2 separate regions of the Homo sapiens genome follow, and region 1 is linked to region 2. A link is a contact called in ENCODE Hi-C data. All regions are on one chromosome and are shown on one strand. Each heading gives the region's core, a stretch centred on a gene start or an enhancer-like site at or near the end of the contact. The rest is flanking DNA. Distances are from core to core; before and after follow the strand shown.

Region 1 (5,985 bases), core at 2,057-4,556, 570 kb after region 2:
TTAGGTAAGACCAATATAGTTTATACAGTTCATTTTAATGTTCTTTCTGTTTGAATATAGTATCCATGAAAAGAACTAAGAAAGAGGGACTATATCTTTCATTAAAACTTAATAAAAATGTCTTGGTCATCTAAGAAGTGTGAATTGAGAGGGAACTGTCAGGGATGCCAACCTAAAGAAAAATCTTTCTCATCCTGTGTTACAGTGTCTGAAATCTCATCTTTAGAATTGCTTTGTTGGATCATAAAATCTTTCAAATATTCAAGAAAATTCCATTGAACTGATGGCCCTCCATGAGGAATCATGTCTTATTTATTGCTAGCAGTTTCTGGCACATAATAGGTATTCAAGAAAATGTCTGCTGAATAAATATTAAACAACAAAATTGAAAAGAACATTGAGAAGAATAATACTTAAAGATCAACTAACACTTGTATGATAGATTGCCACAAGTAATTAAGCCGTATCTTTGACCAGGATGTGTAACCACTTTATGCTGTATCACCCAGGCTCTTCATATCTCTTTTTTTTTTTTTTTTTCCCAATTCTGATTGCACTTGATTATATTGTTGGGGGTAGAGAACCTGGGCTTGAGTTCATAGATCAGCAAAAAGAAGAGAGACATTTTTAGAGACTCTTACTATCCAAATTAATATCATTTAATCTTTTATTATCATAGTGCTTATGATGTACCAACTTATCTGTGTCTTAAAAGTATGTTTACATTGTTGTAAGAACAAATATAAGTTTGATTTAAGTATGATTTACAGGTGAGAATCCTTAGAGAGAAATGAATTTCCATTTATATATTATTTTTAGGAGAAAATTTCACTGTCTTAAAGTGAGCTGCTTTATGACACAGAGTCCATGAATCGTACGCATATTTTTTTTAATCCTTCCACCTCAGCCTCCTGAATCGCTGGGATTATAGGCACAAGCCACTGCACCTGGCATCAGTTGTATATTGAAAAGCAGAAAGAGGTTTGCAATCAAGATGGAAACTTCATTACTATCACCACCATCATCACTTTTATCATTTCCATTACACTCTTGGTGCAATGGCGTTGAGTACTCTCTTCAGTCTATCAAACAATATATAACGTGTTAGTTATATGTTGCACAGCTCTGAGAAGCTCAGAGGTTAAATGCTGTCAGCTAGTAAGCAGTAGTAAGGTCTTCAGAGGGATCAACTATTTAAAGCATTAATCTAGATGTCCTATCCCCATAACTATCCTTCTCAAGTAAAAAAGTATTCCAGAATCCTTTCCTAAGCTATGATTTAGCCTTCTCCCCTTTGTATCTTTTTCTCCCTTTTAATCATCTTCCCTTCCTTCTTGATTCACTCTCCTCTCTCCTCTCCTCCCTCACCACCCCACTTCCACTTTTTTTTTTCTTGCTAACCAATATGTTCAAAACCTGAAAGGAGATCAAGAGAAACCTTTCAGGTTTTGAACATAGAGGTTAGCAAGAAAAAAAAGGTGATATGAATGGTGGAAGAGGTGATATGAATGGTGGAAGAGAAAGGGGAAGAGATAAGGTAAGTCTGACTAATATTTTAATTTATTTTAACTTTCTCCAATTCTTCTATAACATAAATGCAGGTTTGCAAGGTTTTGTAGGTGAATGTATATGTAGAAGTAAAAATAAAGTTATAATGTGAATACTGTGGGGGGGGATGCAATATCTTAATCGAAAAAACAAAAACTACATCAAAACACAGAACAAAAAACTCTGTCCATTTTTCCAAACTAACATCGTTTTTTGTTATTAAAAGAAAAATCTCGTTCTCTCTCTTTCTGCTGTGATGTGTGTGCATGTCTGGCTTGCACAGAAATGAGGACCTGAAGAGAGATGGGTGATGTACGATGCGGAATAAAATCCACTTTGTAAACATGTTCTTCATTCCATAATGGCATCCCCTTTGGTATTTACAGAAGATTTCTCCTTGTGTGTTTTACACAAGCATAAATATGACTAATGTGAATTTCCGCTCATTCGCCTTTTCTAGGTGGAATTGTGTAGCCCAGTAAACACAATAATAAAGAAGGCTTCCTAAAGACAAAGTGAGGATTTCTCAGTGTGCTTTTTATTAAAGGATGGAGAAAATCTTGCATTTGGCTACAGGCTGACATTTTCAAAAGCCTGCCCTAAGACAATGAAAAATATGTATCATACACATATTTTAAAAAATTTTTAAAAATTATAAATGTCATACATGCTACTTAAGAAAACACGGAACATTAAAAAATGAAAAATCTGATCATAGTTTCACTTTCAATTTATTGGTATATCCTTCTGCGCCAAGGTTTTTTGTTGTTGCTTAAACGTTTGCCGCCACTTATTCCCTCCCCACATTTTAAAAGGAAGATAATTTATGTAGAATTATGTAGAAAGTGAGGTATCAATTAGTAGGTTGGATTTATAAAGAACAGAAGAGGAGCCACACTGGCCTTTGGGGTAAAGCCAACCATATTAACTGTCCAGCCCTGTTGTCAGGTAGAGGAAGTATTCGTTTGAGGGAGATGTGAGCCTCCCTCATTGTGAAGATAGTTTTTGATCAATTATTCAATATATACAGGTTTGGAGTTCAGTATGTCTTCTAGAACTACTGGCGGCAGCTTCTTTCGTTGACGTGGGCTACAATGGTTGCTAAAACCTGCGTGCCAGAAGCCAGAGGTGGGGAGGCGCCATTTGCTAAACCGGAACTGGTTAAAATCTCAGGGTGGAGACCATTCCCAGTCAGCAAGGGCTTGGGAAGTGCATACAGTTCCTGCTCCTGGTGTCTACTCTGAAGAGCACAGAGTAGACGTTTGTCTGCCATTTCACCGGCAGTAAGATCAGCAGCTGCTGGTGAGCAAAGAGGTAGTAGTGGGTCACTGGACTGGTGGGCGCCGGGGCCGCGCGCTAGATGGAGAGGTCAGCGGCGAACCCAGCTCCATGGCCTAGTCTCGTCAGACCGAGCGCGGACCCTGCCGGCCTCCGTTCTCTTCCGCTTGTCTCAGGTAAAGCGCAGATCCCTCCGCCGCAGCGTGCGCTCCCGGTAGCGCTGCGATCAGCTTTTCGGCAATACCCGGATGGAAGTGTAATGGCCGCCATCAGGGACTCGCAGGCAATGGGTACTACGACAGGTATTCCCCGTCAGCGGGACTGCCCAGACCTTTTAGGATGTCAGAACTTCTAGAGGGCCACCCAGCAGGCAAACGGCGAGTTTGTGGACCGTCAGGGTCCCCCAAACAGGTCCAGGGATCCGCCTCTTGTGAGAGGAAGCGCGAGTTAAATAGTCCCGGCCATTCAGCGCTTCCGCTTAACTTGCCGCAAAGTTTTTCTGGAGAAGTCGGGGTTTTTTTGCCGAGCGCTTTTGCCGACTGCTAGAGCTTACCCTTACTTTCTTAACCTGGGGTTGTTTTACTTCCGGGCTTTTTGAACTCTACACTCTCCTACATTCTAGGAGCTGGGTGGGAGTAGGAGACGGTGTGCCTCCGCGCTCCCCGCGGGGCAGCCGAACCCCGGAGGAAGGGGCGGATCGGGCGCGGTGTTTGGGGCGAAGCTGGGCGCGCGGCGCTCGAAGCACTCACTCGGCGGGTTTCGTGGTTGGTGGAGACAGCAAGGGCGCCCCGCAGACCGCACCCCTCGAGCTATAGGTTCGCAGGCCCGACTCGACGGCGTCCCTATTGCTGGCCCAGCGTATGGTCATTGGGGGCCATTTCTTGCAGAGATGCCCTGCTCCCTGACGCGCTCGCTCTTCTCCAGAGTTGGCCAAAGGTGCTCTTCCCCGCAGACCCTAACCACACCCAGTGGCAGTTGGATTTCTTTGTAACTGGCTTTCTCACATGTAGGGTTCATTTTGACTCTATTCGTTACATGGTGTCCTCTTTGTCAAGTAGACAGTCTCTTCCTAGGTGGCTGTGGTAATTGAAAAGTACATAGAGCGAAATGTATATAAGGAAAAATGTTTTAACTCTTAAGTGGACCGATCAAACAGATGTAGCTTTAAAGTTCAGAATACAACAGTTAAGACTCAGTTTTCTTTTTAGGTTTAAATTTGAGAGCAAGTAGTGTATGTGAGCTGTTTTAGTGCAAACATTGTTGAGTATGTTGTCAAACGTCTAAAAAACCCTAGAAAAATAAAATAAGTCAATGTTCAAGGAATTCATAAGAATGTTGGAATTTGTACAGTTGTCGCAGTGATAAAACATGAAGACACCAAACTGTCAGGATAGGAATTCTATTAACTTGAAAGTGTGCATGTTAGATCTAGTTACTGGTAATTGTTGAATTGCTTTTTCTGCAGCAAGGGGTCTGATTTGAGTGTACTCTAAGGTTGATATCCTCAGGTTTAATTTAAAACATTTAAATTGATTCAGTGAAATTTCCTAACATTTTTTGAGTTTAACTGCAAATTTATAGAAATGCATTCACTATCTTTCAGCAAAATTGTCTTTTCTGAAATTTATAAAGAGACATTGCGTTCTGTTAACACTTTGAGGGTGTTGGGATTTCCTGGGGAAGGTAAGCATAGTAAACGATGTTGATTTTTGCCATAGAAACTGTAAATTAGATCATCCCTAGATACAGAAAATTGCCAACAAAAGGGGAGAATAAAATGTAGGTATGTTACACAACCAAATGTTTCCTGTTTGTTGCGTGAAAATAAGTATAATTACCAAATAAAACGTTTTATATCTGGTTTTATGGAAGGACAAAAGACAGTAACCACAATGAACACCCACTGTGTGCATTGATAATGTATGAACTTTTAAATGCTTCAATTTTTTGCCATGGTCACACTTCGGATTCTGTTCTAGTCTCTCTGGTAATAGTATGCTGTAATCCCAGAAGTTTCTATATTTTGAAATATTACAGAGGGACTATACTTTAGCCTAGATCTATAATTTGACTTCAGGATATGCTTTAAATGCCCTTTAAGTGTATTTTTGTTGTTTACTTTTCTGTTTATAGTTGTTTAGAATTGTTCTCATTGAGGCATTGTGACATTGCATACTTTAGAGCACTTAATACTACTTTTTTTTTTTTTCTTTAAATGATAGGAGACTTGAATCTTGCCCACATTCCTTCAGGTATGCTACTGAAGGTTTTGTGGCAAAGTGCTATTAGCAGAACAAAAAGGTTTTAACACCGTCTTGAAATTTTTATTTATTATCTGGTCCCAGGTGTGTAGGCTGTGAGTATTTCAGTTCTATATGGGGTATTGGCTTCTCATGGTGAGCAGTTTTCATGGCATATTAGATACCAGAAATGAGTATTAAGGGTTAGTATTGTGGTGGTAGGATAACTGAATTGGAACCGGATCCAGATATTATTTCTAGTTTTGTGACTTTGGGCAAGGCTCATTTTCTTTTTCTTGTAATAAATGAAGATACTGAGTTAGATTGATTCTAAGCTTTAGGTTGTGACTTTTGCAAATTTGTGACATGTTATCACTGGTCATCAATGATGTATGCTTAAGTGTATAGAAGTTTTTTCTTAGTTTTTTTTTTTTTTTTTTACATTTCTTTATACACCTAAGTTGAATGTGAAGTGTAATTGAACAGTTTTTGTCGTCAAAAGTTTTAAAATCTTGGTCTTCATTTCCAGATATCATCTCTTCTTTTGATCACTGTTCCTGATTGTGACATTGTGCAAGTGTTAAATTGTGTGCCTTTTGTTCCTGAAGAAAGAGGTATGGTAAAGATTGAAATACTGGAGTATATAGTCTATTAAGTAGTAAGTTGGTATGTTTTAATATTGGACTAAATAAAGTAAAATATAGGTTAAGTATCCCAAATCCAAAAATCCAGAATGCAAAATTTTTTGAGTGCTGACATGATGGTCAAAGGAAATGCTCTTTGGAACATTTTGGATTTTGAATTTTTGGATTTGAGATGCTCAACTGGTATAATGCAAATACTCTAAAATCCTAAAAAAGAAAAAGAAAAAAAGAATGAAACCCTTCTGTTCCCAAGCATTTCAAATAAGAGACACTCA
Region 2 (6,479 bases), core at 3,379-5,878:
GTTTCACCATGTTGACCAGGCTGGTCTTGAACTCCTGACGTCAGGTGATCCACCTGCTTCAGCCTCCCAAAGTGCTCGGATAACAGGCATGAGCTACCTTGCCTGGCCCTCGACTGATTTGAAATGAAGAACAGAGAACATGAAATTTTAATGGCAATAGATTAAAAGAAACTACAAAGATATATTGTTGATAATAAAGAAAGAATGAGGGAGGAGGGCAAGGAGAAAGAGGTAAGAAAAAGAAATGGATAGTGGAGGGAGATGTAGCAAAAGAAGAATGGGAGACAGCAAGATTCAGGGACGGGTCCACATGCCTAACCGCACACAAAAAGGGGGAGCCACCAAAGGACCCACAGAGACACTTTCTAGGGCTTGAAGAGTTAGCCAAAGTCAGTTACATTGTTCATGGCCAGCTGTTGGCTGTAGCTCCAGACCTTGAACTATTATCACCTTTTATCCTTGCCTTTGAATGGTTAGTGCTCTGGTCAACCACTGTTCACAGCTCTTTAATTGCTCATTGAAACATTCTGAGGCTTAGCTTAGGTCACAAGCCAGAAGCTCCCCCAAATGAGCTACAATTCAGTAAATCATTCATCTCCAAGTATCTCCTCTGAAAAGGGAGTATTCGAAACACTATCTCATAAAACATTCAAAGCACCGATGAAAATCCAAGGAGAAAATGCTGCTTGCACTGAAACGAAATCCATGGAAAAGTGTTCTGAGTTTTGCATTTACAAAAAAACCGGGACTTCAGCAGAACTGAGTCCCACCTCAGCATCAGCCAGCATCACCACCCGCACACCTGACTTCCCACATGTCCACATTCTGCATGCTCCCGTGGATCTAAAGGCCTCAGTTGGTCCTGAAACTAAGCAGCCTCCATGACACTTTGCAATCTGAGGGTCAACAGGAGCAATCCCAAGGAGATTCCAAGACAGTCTCAGGCTGAGGTTGAACTCTCAGTCCACCCCCCCACCCCCCATCCTAGGCTACCAAACCTCCCCTCACTTCACCCCAAGGGCTGCAGAAGAGCTCAGCTGTTTCAGAGACAATAGAGCCTCCCCCTTTCAAGCTCCATCCTTTTCTCCTCCAAGCTTGGTTTCTGTGTTTTTCCCTTCCCCACATAATCTGTCCCCAGCCTCCTACTTTCTCGTCTGTTTCTCCAATCTCTCTCTTCTTGTGCTCCTATTTCCTCCTCATGTTTCGCTATTCCATCTTAGAATCATTTCTCTCAGAGGAAGAGGGGGCTTAACAGATACATATAGGCCGGGCACCGTGGCTCAAGCCTATAACCCCAGCATGCTGGAAGGCCAATGCAGGCGGATCGCTTGAGTCCAGGAGTTTGAGACCAGCCTGGGCAACACCGCAAAACTCTGTCTCTACAAAAAGTACAAAAATTAGCTGGGTGTGGTAGTGCGTGCCTGTGGTCCCAGCTACTCGGGAGGCTGAGGTAGGAGGACTGCCTGGGCCCAGGAGGTCGAGGCTGCAGTGAGCCATGATTGTGCCACTGCACTCCAGCCTGGGTGACAGGTGAGACCCTGTCTCAAAACAACCACCACCACCAAAAAACAAAAAAACCCAGATACATCTGGAAACAAGATCTACAATCTATCCCCCCGAGTTCCCACCCCAGCTCCACATCTTGCTAGCTGTGCAACCTTGGAAAAATGGCCAAACCTCCCAACCCCTCAAATTCCTCAGTTTGGCGGGGAAGGGGGAGGAACATGGCAATCACAGAGGTCTTTTATAACTCTCATCTTCTAGATAGGTAAACGTTCACCTGTGTAACCATGAATAAACCAGCAAGTTAAACATCCACAGGGAAAGAGAACAAATTACAGAAACTCCCTTTCCTCAGCAATCTATCATCCCACCCTCATCTCCCACAACCACTCACTCTGGGGTCTGTGCCTCTCACTCTGGACCGTTCTAGCTCTGAATTGTTTACATACTTACAGTAAAACCTCACAAATCACACTAATCAAGGAAAAGGTAGATGTGAATCCAACAGAAGCCTGCATCCTAGAATGCTTCTTCTATGCCATTGTGCAATACTTTGAATTTATTATCAATTTAGCAAACAGGAAAGAACCTGAAAATGCCATCACAAACTGTGACTCTAAGAACAGTGGAGTTGTCAGGAACCCTGGAAGACCTTCTGCCCTATCATCCTCCACTTCACCAGCAAGGACACAGGCCCAGAGAGCAGAAGCCACTAGCCCAAAGCCCAAAGATTGGTGGCCAGGACCAAAGCTAGCTGTCCTGCCTCTGGTCCAGAGCTTCTCCACCAAAGCTTTTTGAGACCATCCATGCCTTTCTCCTAGAGACAGGTCAAATCCTAAATTACCATAGAGTGCCCTCTACAGCAAATCTATCTCCACATCCAGGGAAGGGTCTGGAGATAAGTTAGGATGACCTGATCATTATCAATGCTGCACAATAAAAACTTTCTTTCCTGGCCCTGCCCTTTCATTGTTTACAAAGAAAACCCTAGACTCTGCTATCTGTATTGAACTCTTATTTTAGAGAAGGGGAAAGAGAGGAACAGCTGAACAGTGCTTTGTTCTGCCAGGAAGAATTTGCTCATCCTTTCCCATAACTCCTACCCACTCCCCAATATGCCCAATCTCTTCCGAAAAGTATACAGAAACTCTCCAACTACAACAAATGAAAGCAGGTAGGAGAAGGAAAAGGCCAACAAGGCGGGTATCGTCCACAAGATGACAATACCCTCCCAACTCTTTACCCCACAGGGTAGACAGCAGTTCATTTCAGTTGCTAATTCCCTGCAGGGAAGTCGCCAAAGGAGTGGTCTCAGGGCCCTCCAGCTGAGAAATGTGCTCTCTGCAACCCCTGGAGAACTAACCCTTTCCTAACCATCTGCTCCAACAGTGCCTTGGGCAAAGGTGCCAACAGACCAACCCTTCCCTTCTTTCCCCTCAGGCCAAGAAAGAGACATCAGAGCTTGGTTGGCAAGGGGCTATTTAAGGCAGCATCCAGAGGGCGGGGCAGAAAACTGCTGGAGGCATCCTCCTCCTCCACCCCTCCCCCTCACAGCCCAAACACACGCCCCTCACTCTGTAGACAGCCATCTGCCTCATCGGTGTCTGAAGGCTGTAGATATGTCCATCATCTGTCTTCTGTCATTGATGCTGCTGACCCCTCTGTGTCCACCCCACTTTTAATCCAACCCTCCTCTCTTCGATCACCACCAAGATACCTTTCCAACCAAAACCACAGAATTGAATCTAAGCAGAGGAGCTCAAAACACAAGGAGAGTGAAGACAGCCAATCCATCCCCCGCCTCCACTTAAGAGGAAAAAAGGGCGCGGGGGGCTGGGCGGGGGGGGGGGTGTTGAGGGGAGAGATGGAGTCAGAGGCCTGACACGCCAGATAGGTTCCATGATGTCTCTAGATGAACCTCCCTCCTATTGACGATGAAACCAATTCCAGCAATTTCAGCAGGTCGGCCCTGTGACAACAGGGGCATCCCAACGCTCAGTGTTTAAAACAAAAATCCAAAGGCTCGCCCAGAACATGCTGGGAAAAACCGAGGACTGAACAAAACGAGCCATGCTCAGTGGGATCCCTTCTGCTTTTACGTAGCAATGTAATAGCGTAATAAATTCTTGTCTGCCTGGAGAAAGCATGCACTGGTGAATTTCAAAGCCATCTTACGACAGCGGATGCATGGGGATGCAGAATTCGACAGCACATTCCCCCATGAAGGAAACATAATGACTTCAAGCCTCTTTCCCCTCTATCTTGAATGGCGCTACCACGTATCAAGGAAGCCACATCGGAAAGCAGCGAGGTGGTAGCAGGGGATGCCCGGGGAATTCGGAGAAAGGAGTTGCTTGCTGTCCATGTCGGTGATGAGCTGCCTAGCAAGATGCTGTCAGCCACTCGGGGAGAAGAAGGGGCACGGGCGGCACGGGCAGGCGCCGTGTCCCCGGCGCATACTAGTCCCCGTTCATTCAGGCGGGTCCGGCCAACCGCGTCGTCCTTGCGCCCCTCCCGCCGCCCTCTCCAGGGGATGCTGATGAATGAACACACCTGAGATGCCTCCATCCCGCCGCTCGCTCCCTCCGCCTTCCTCTGGCTGCTGCAGAGGTGCCCCTCCTCGGTAGTTTCACTTTACAGCACAAACCCATTCGGGCTTTGATGTCTCCTCCACCCACCCAAATTGCAGCCACCCTGAGACGGGCGGACATTCTCTCCTAGCAGAGGCCATGATCGTACTACCCCACACCCACCAAAAAAGGAAATTTAAAAACCCCCAACCCTGGAAGCCCCCAGATCCTCCGCACCCTGGGGAACTTTCCTTGAAAGACTGGGGATTCGCCGAGCAGGCAGGATGGACGGTTCGGCCGCGAGGGACCACCGCTTTCCCTGTGCCCATGGGGGGATGCTCTGGGGGAGGGGGTCCCCCAAGTCCCTCCAACAGCTGGCCCTTTAAATGCGCCTCCTCCGAGCGCGGAACAAAGGCGCCGCCCGCGGGGGCCGAGCCGCGCACACCCCCGGCGCTGCCGCCGCCGAGCGGGCAAGCGCGGCCGGGCGGGCGAGCGCGGGCTTACCTTGCTGGTCGCCGGGCGGGCGGGCTGCGCGCGTCCGCCCCACTCGCACTACACGCTGCAGCTGGCCCCGCTCTGTTTTTCTGGGACTCAGCGCTGACTTCACCGACACTCCGCGGACAACCAATGGGCTGCGGTGCCCGCCCCCTCATTAGCATGCCTCTGGAACCGTCCACTCTGGCAGCGCCCGGCCAGCGGGCGGTGCCGGGGGCGGGGCCGGGCCCAGCCGTGACAGGAAGGGGCGTGTGCGCGGATGGGAGGCGAAGAAGTGTCCGGCGCCCGGCTCCTGGCATTGTGAGCCCGCCGGCCTCCGCCGGTAACGGGCGCGCGGGCCTAGTAACCCTTTCCGTCCTGGCCGGGCCGGACGCTGGCCTGGCGCGCCTTCTGGTCCTTCGGAAGGGTCGCCCACGGGGAGCTTGGAAGGAACCTTAGACGTAAAATAACAGTGATAAGTTATTTAACTCCTGGGCCTCAGTTTACCCATCTGTAAAATGGCATAATAGTCCGACTTCGTAAAATCTAGTGAAGATTAACATAGTTAACATAGGTGATGCATTTTGATCAGTTCCTGGCCGTCGTGCTACATAAACGTTTGCTGTTGTCATTCGTGTGCTCTGTACCAGCCAGTGTGCTTAATGCTTCCCGGATATTTCCTCATTTGATCCTCTTAGCCTGATAAGAGAGGAACGATTACTAATCCATATTTTTCTAGTGAGAAAACTGAAAATAATTACTATTTTTATGCAGGAAAACTGAGGTGTAGTTTAAGTGGCTTGTCCGAGGTCACACAGCAAGTGGTGCAACCAGGATTTGAACCCAGGCTCTGAGATTTCACTCATGCAACACACATATATTTAGAGGCTCTGTGGCAGTGCTGGACCCCAGTGTTAACTGCAGAGAACAAGACAGGCAAGGCCTTTTCCCTTAGGAAGCTTCCATTTTAGTGGAGACAAGTAAATAAATAAGATCCTCTACAATGTGAAAAGTAGAGTGCATACAATGCAACAAGGTCATTGCAAGTGGGGGGAAGGCACCGTGTTAGATGGGGTTCAGAGCTAACCACTGTGCTATGCCATTCTCCTGACCTCCTCTAGTCCCCCTCAGAGTTACAGAAAAGGAAACAGAGACAGGGATCAGAGTGGGGAATCTGCTGGCCCAAGGTCGCAGAGCCAGCAAGTACTGGTCTGGAACTTGCTCCCTCCATGCCCAGCTTCCCACATCCCTGAAGATAAGACACTCGCCCTTTGGGCTGAGCACAACTGATTTTTGTCAGCTGCCCTTGCAAGCATCTTCAGCCAGAGCACATTCTCAGTGAACAGGCTGTGGGTGGCAGGGTAAAGACTGGCCTTGATAACTGCACAGACTGATCGGAAACTCATCAGCAAAGATTCTTAGATGTCAGGGAACGGTGACAAGTCTTTGGTGACCACCTGGTGTCCTCTGCTGTGTATTAAAAAAAAAAAGAAGAGTCCTAGCCATCTGGAAGCTTACTCTATAAATGAGAAAACACTGGGGAACTACTCAACCTAGGGAGCCCCCAGCCCACGGCCTTCCCCTATCTGCACCTCATCCTGCAGCTTTTCAAAGAACACTTCCCCGGCTCTCCTATTTATTTACTCCACAATCTGTGTAAGACAGCTCTCTCTGGGCTATAAAGTAATAAAACAGCTAGTATTTATTGAGCACGTCTAGGCTGCTATGCACCGTACTATACTTGTGCTAAGAGCTTTACATGCGTTAACTCACATCCACCACACGACCCCAGGTGGGAATAGTGTCGTTATCCTGAGGTTATCCACAGAGGTGTATAACAAAGGGTAGAGAGACTAGTTACTTACCCAGCAAATTCAGGGCAACACCATTTTAGAATAGCCAAAAAAAAAAAAAATCAAAACAATCCAAATA

The links. A loop is a pair of places that touch in the nucleus more often than their neighbours do. Pooled maps may share reads with other maps.
Region 1: a loop to region 2 is called in a map of B cell, with 22 times the contacts of the local background. The contact joins the promoter of ZNF518A here to the promoter of SORBS1 in region 2. A Hi-C loop is called at or near these places in 4 of 168 maps with a recorded cell type or tissue (B cell, CD4-positive, alpha-beta T cell and naive thymus-derived CD4-positive, alpha-beta T cell) and 10 of 50 pooled maps.

Annotation. Positions count from the first base shown.
Region 1 is chr10:96,126,991-96,132,975 of GRCh38, forward strand. It overlaps ZNF518A (zinc finger protein 518A), which reads left to right and starts at 3,307. Exons shown (of 6, transcript NM_001330736.2): 1 at 3,307-3,762; 2 at 5,596-5,680. It overlaps LOC124902486 (a long non-coding RNA gene), which reads right to left. Exons shown (of 2, transcript XR_007062254.1): 2 at 2,065-5,985. RefSeq lists enhancers at 2,263-3,167, 2,720-3,359, 3,168-4,071.
Region 2 is chr10:95,556,743-95,563,221 of GRCh38, forward strand. SORBS1 (sorbin and SH3 domain containing 1) reads right to left here and starts at 4,629. Exons shown (of 33, transcript NM_001034954.3): 1 at 4,578-4,629. RefSeq lists an enhancer at 4,212-4,974 and silencers at 4,459-4,568, 4,609-4,978.